Linked DNA regions of Homo sapiens: region 1 is linked to region 2. Evidence: chromatin loops called from intact Hi-C (ENCODE). Cell type or tissue: mammary epithelial cell. All regions are shown on one strand. Each heading gives the region's core, and the rest is flanking DNA. Links, peaks and the distances in the headings are about the cores only.

Evidence for each region. A loop is a pair of places that touch in the nucleus more often than their neighbours do. Peaks named below come from ENCODE experiments on the same cell type or tissue, not always from the same donor. Only the 100,000 strongest peaks of a DNase experiment are listed, where the experiment ranks them.
Region 1: a loop joins it to region 2, with 3 times the contacts of the local background. A loop is called at or near these places in 8 of 110 quality-filtered maps.

The regions. Positions count from the first base shown.
Region 1 is chr3:30,933,073-30,935,994 of GRCh38, forward strand. No RefSeq gene overlaps it. Among named protein-coding and RNA genes, the nearest start is that of GADL1, 40 kb to the left of the region's middle. In mammary epithelial cell, for the core only: a CTCF peak has its summit at 1,264; no DNase peak of the experiment used is centred there.
Region 2 is chr3:30,778,130-30,781,051 of GRCh38, forward strand. GADL1 (glutamate decarboxylase like 1) reads right to left here. Exons shown (of 15, transcript NM_207359.3): 14 at 50-139. Among named protein-coding and RNA genes, the nearest start is that of GADL1, 120 kb to the right of the region's middle. In mammary epithelial cell, for the core only: a CTCF peak has its summit at 1,745 (motif pointing right); no DNase peak of the experiment used is centred there.

The DNA.
Region 1 (2,922 bases), core at 179-2,678, 150 kb after region 2:
TACATATATTTCTTTATTTTTTTCTTTTCTTTTTTTTTTTTTTTTTTTTTTTTTTTTTTTTTTTTTTTGAGATGGAGTCTTGCTCTGTTACCCAGGCTGGAGTGCTGTGGCACAATCTCAGCTCACTGCAACCTCTGCCTCCTGGGTTCAAGCGATTCTCCTGCCTCAGACTCCTGAGTAGCTGGGATTACAAGCGCACACCACCATGCCCAGCTAATTGTTTGTGTTTTTAGTAGAGACGGGGTTTCACCATGATGGCCAAGCTTGTTTTGAACTCCTGACCTCAAGTGATCTGCCCACCTTGGCCTCCCAAAGTGCTAGGATTACAGGTGTGAGCCACTGCGCCTGACCAGGATACACATATTTCTAGTTTCACTAGGTGTTGCCAACTTGGCTTCCAAAGTGGCTGTAACACTCCACACTCCCATGAGGCTGGAATTTTATCCCTCTTTTAAAGCTCAAGAAGCTGAAAAGCAGAGAAGATAATGTGTTCATGCTTATTAGCAGTGGAGGTGAGGTACAAACTACACCTGCCTTGCTTGCAAACCAGTGCTTTTACCACCCCAGTACTCAGCCTCCCAAAGTGACAGGCATCTGTCCTGCAGCAGCCAGGTGTGTGCATGTCAGGGTGAAGAACTGCTTTTCCCCTGATCCTTTTGTCCACTAGGCTGGCTGTACCCTCTCTGTGGCCTGCTGAGCCACAGGTGCTGGGTTTGTACTGTTTACAACATAAAATTGCCCCCTCATGAAGTATAATGATGCACAATTTGTAAGAATAAGGATCCTCCAGGAGCAAAAGTGGGTACTAGAGCTTGATGCCACTAAATGTTATCTGAGAGGTCATAAGAGATAGCTAGTGCAGTGAGAAATTGGGGCCTCTTCTACCTGATTAAACACATTATCCAAATAATGCATATGAAAGTAGAAGGGGAATGAGAAGCAGGTGCTGTGGTCGGTTTTCTTATCGCTCTCCCTTTTAGTTATCGTTTTTTTTGTAAATAACAAACGTGCCATTCAACTAAGTCTTGCTTACTTAGCACATTTTTGAGAGAGGGAAAGAGATTGAAAGTAGCATTAATTTTAAGAATAAACAAGCTGATGCATCTTTCTGTAGCTGTTGTTGGAGTTCGTTTTGAGAATACAATTATGCCTCTAGACATGTACACTGGAAAAGGTTAGCTATAATAATTCAAACAGCATTGCCGTAAAAACATCCTTTCCAAATACGTTGGAGAAAAAGCAAACAAGTTTCTTTTGTGACCACAGGGGGAAGCATCAGCATGGCGTTTGAACAGTTTCACAGCTTACAGGAGAGGTGTTCCTCCTATTTGTGAGTTATGGCAGGAGCAACATGAATAATAACATTTTATTTTCTCCTTGGAAAAATAGAGGGCAGGTCGACATGGGAATGGCAAAACTGTAAAATTCAACAGGTCTAATTCACACTTGATCATGAGCACACGAGTAATGGGACGGGACTTTTGGGGTCTTTAGCAGAGAGGAAACTTGTAGGAAAAATAAGAAGCAAGAAAAACCAGAGTGATCCAGTTCTGTACGATGTGGCAATATTGTATAATTCTTCTAATCTTAAACCTTCTCTTAAACAATTCTTTAAATAACTGAGCTTTTCTTGTTTTCCTTTAATAGCTGTTAAAGTCACTTGAAATGAATGCTCTAGTTTAAACTAAAAAATACCCAGGAAGTGACCATTTAAAAACCAAAAACAAATCTAACCGTATATTTTTAGTCTATATAGCCTTCTTCAATTAGTTTCATATTTTGTCCATTTTATGCCACGACTTGTAGCTTTCTACATGGCTAATGATGCTAATAATAAATTTTGTATAGCATCTTCAACTTTTTCTAAAAGCAGGGTTTTATTTTTTATTTATATTTTTCAGAGACAAGATCTCACTTTGTCACCCAGGCTGGAGTGCAGTGGTCTGATCTTACTCACTGCACCTCTAACTCCTGGGTTCAAGGGATCCTCCTGCCTCAGCCTACAAAGTAGTGAGGACTACAACCATCTGCCACCACACCCAGCTAATCAGAGCGGTCTGTTCACAAATTTCCAGTGAGGCTGGAAACTGGGTATAATTATCTTCAGTTTACAAGTGTGCAGATCAATTAAGTCACCTACTCAAAGTCACATAACTGGGAATAGACTCAGAAAGAACCTAAACCTTCAGATGCCTAGCCCAGGCACTTTCCATTATGTTACACTTCATACAAACAGCGACATAGATTAATAATTAGTGTTTACTAACTTTTGCCTGAAATAACCAAGCTCTGGAATGACTAGACACCAGTTAGCAGTGGCTAAATGAAATGCTGTTTGAGAAGGATTATAAAGCTATATTATAAAGCCATCAGAGCCGTGATGGATGGGATGATAATATCCGTCATGTGTGAGGAGGGGGTTATGCTAACATACAAGCCACGTATTTCCGAATCCTGAAAATTCCAAGATCCTTATTCCGCATTTTGACCGTCATTTTCATTTGCTGTCAACCCAATGTCATGGTCACTTCCTGGACCATTTTTCAGACTAAACCATGTCTAAACTCTCCTTTTTTTCCTACCTCTGTCTACAATCTCTTCTTCTTCCATCTTCCTCAGTACTTGCTCTCACACCTTTGTTATTTAACTTAAGAAACACTCCCCAAAATTCCTCCACCACTTTCTTTTTATTATTATTACTATTTGTTGTTGTTGTTGTTGTTATTTCAATAGTTTTTGGGGAACAGGTGGTGTTTGGTTACATGAATAAGTTCTTTAGGGGTGATTTCTGAGATTTCCGTGCACCCATCACCCAAGCAGTGTACACTGCACTTAATGTGTAGTTTTTTATCCCTCGGCCCCTCCCACCCTTCCCCCCAAGTCCCCAGAGTCCATTATATCATTCTTATGCCTTTGTGTCTT
Region 2 (2,922 bases), core at 207-2,706:
ACTGAATCTACTTCATCAAAAAGAAAAATACCATTTACTTATTACTTACCAAATTAAGTTTTGCCCAGAACTCGGGTCCTTCTTCCATCTCTCTGAGGCTCGGTGGAATGTACCAAAAGCAAATATTGGCATATTCAGGCTGAGAATTAGAAAAAATATAAAGTTGTTATCTTAAGATTTATCTTAGAATGCAATGAAATACTTTTAAAACTCTTAGCTAGTTTCTTCAAGAGTTATCATGTGTATAAAATTTTAACATCAGAATCTTATAGAGTAACAATCCCTTCTGCCTTCTTGATAACATCCTATTTAAAAATTTTCTACTCCATAGCGTGCACCTAGCAGGTTCTCTTTCATCTTAAATGTGCAAAGATCAGGAAAAAACAGTAAAGTTTGAAGCTGACTCAACCCAGCTCTGATCGTCAGTTAGTGCCTGCTTACATACATGCTCAGAGATGCCCTGGATCCTCTCTCTCCAACACTGATCCTTAAGTTATTTGCTATACCATCATAGGCTTCCAATAATTCTTCTTAAGGCAGCCAAAGTTGGCCCCTACACCTGGCAAATGCAAAAGCTTTGATTACCTGTGAGATGATAACAGCGTGACCTGCTTGGGCTTCACTAACCAGCACTACTATGACCCTAGCCAATACTGCTTTTGAAAAAAGAACATCACCTTGACTCCCGGCTCTCGAATATCAGTAAAAGTGCGAATTAGCTAGGGGACCTATTCAAAATGTAGATTCTCATAGGAACTCAGGTTCCTATGTTCAAAATGTCCAATGTCTAAGTCCATCCTAGAAAAGGCTAAAGAATTGGCATTTTATGAAGCATGTCAAGTGATTCTGAAGCGGGCAGTTTATGTTCTATCAGAAACTCTCATCTACACTAAGTAATCATAACCCAGTTATCTTCCCTGCCAGTCTGTTTTTCTATCAGACATGACTTGCTTAAACATGGGACTGTATTGTAACAGGCTTTAGCCCAGCCTTTGTCACGCAGACAAGGCTTTGTCCTCACTGGACAAAAACATAGGAAATGCGATGACTACTCAATGACTAGGAGATCTGGGACATTATGTTGGGGGTTCACAAATTAGACATATAGAATTGTATTCAGGAAAGATTGTGTCATATGCATCTTCCTCATTTGATGCTTCACACTGACAATATTTGAACTGATTTTCATTTTCTGCCATAAACAGTTTGTAATAACCAATGTTGCAACAGTTCTCAATAACTGTCAGAATTATGCTCCAGTATATAAAGTTTCAAAGCATTTCATCAAGAGGAAAGACCCATCATCTCATATCTTAATAAAAAGTAGTTTAAAATGAAACACTGTAATTCAACTCAATTTTCACAAACATCTATTGAGACTACAGTCATTCTTACAAATCTACACAATTTATACCTGGATCTCTGAAGTATTGAAAGTAATGGCAAAAACCACAATGACTTTTGCAGCAACCTAATATAATAGATTTATCTAGGATAGACTGTACTGAACTCCCAAATTCTTTGAGCATTTAATGTGAACACATTTTTCAAATGAAGTAACTATACCTGACTAGAAAGTAGAAGAAAAATATAGTAATTATCTGTCACTAGATTGTGTTATGTCAGTTATCAATTTATTGCCTCTCAGCCAGAAATCTACCCTTTTTGAGTGTCCTAAAATAATGTAGGTGGACTCTGCAGATATTTCTCCCATGACATGTGGTCCAATCTTAGACTTTGTCAGCAGAGGGTGCTGGAGAGACACTGGAGAAGGAAGGAATGCTTTCCTGGTGTGGTGTGCTCACTTTCATGGGTCTCCTACAGAATCTGTGGTTCATTTCAGCAGTACTGGTGACCAGAAACATAAGTACACCCCCACCCATCTACCCCAGTAGCTTCCCCCAGTACACCCCTTTCAGGTGGCATCACGTGGCATCACAGCAGACAGGCAGCAAGTGGAGAGCCCATAAATGGCTTTTCCTGGCATACTCCCCTCAGGTGGTTTCAAAGGAGAGAGATGCCAGCTAGGCACCTTGCCTTGGATGACTTCTCTGGCACTCCTTCTAGGTAGCTTGCAGTGATTTCCAAGTTGTGGCATGGCCCCTGTAGATGGCTTCCCTCAGCTCAGCACTCCAGACTAGATTTCTAGTGAGTACCACCAATGTAACATCTCAGTAAACTTTTCTGCTATCCCATGAGCCAAGGTCATACTCTCTCTGAAGAGGTCTAGACCTCAGTCCTGGGAAGGGATGGACTCTCCCTTGGGCGCTCTATCTCAGTGCCAGGTGTGGTGGCTGCTCTCTATATCAGCTACTCCTGTTCATTTTTAGGTTTTTCATTCTCTATGAGGCAATCCTCCATTACTCCAATCCCTTGCTAATAATTATTGATATTACACTTTCCCACTTTACCATGCAGTTCTTGTCTTCTGAGTGGACTCTAATATGTCACCAAATTTGTTATTCCCTTTCATTTGCATAGGAACATTACAAAACAGTTTACGATGTTTTATCTATTATGGGTTCTATATTTTACAAGTTAGGACTTAGATCTGATTCCTTTTGCCCAAACAGAAACTTACTAAAAAATGCAAAAGGTCTATCACTAAGCACTTTTAGAATGGAATGGCTTCAGTGCTACAACATTTGAAAGCTTATAAAGCCCTTCTGACACTTCACTTCATTGGAAGAAATTTGATGTTTCATTTGGAATATCTTTGCTTTGGTCATTTCCAAAATTAAGAGTTGAAAAAGTCTTTGAATTTTTGCAAAAATATATTTGACTTTTTCCTGTCTCTGCCTCTGTAGCTTGTATTTTACATAATTCTTAAAGAGACTTCAAAGCACTAATGAGTATTTTCAGAGTAAATCATTTGTATACCCCTTAATTTTAATTGCCTACATATGTGAAAGTCTGACTTCT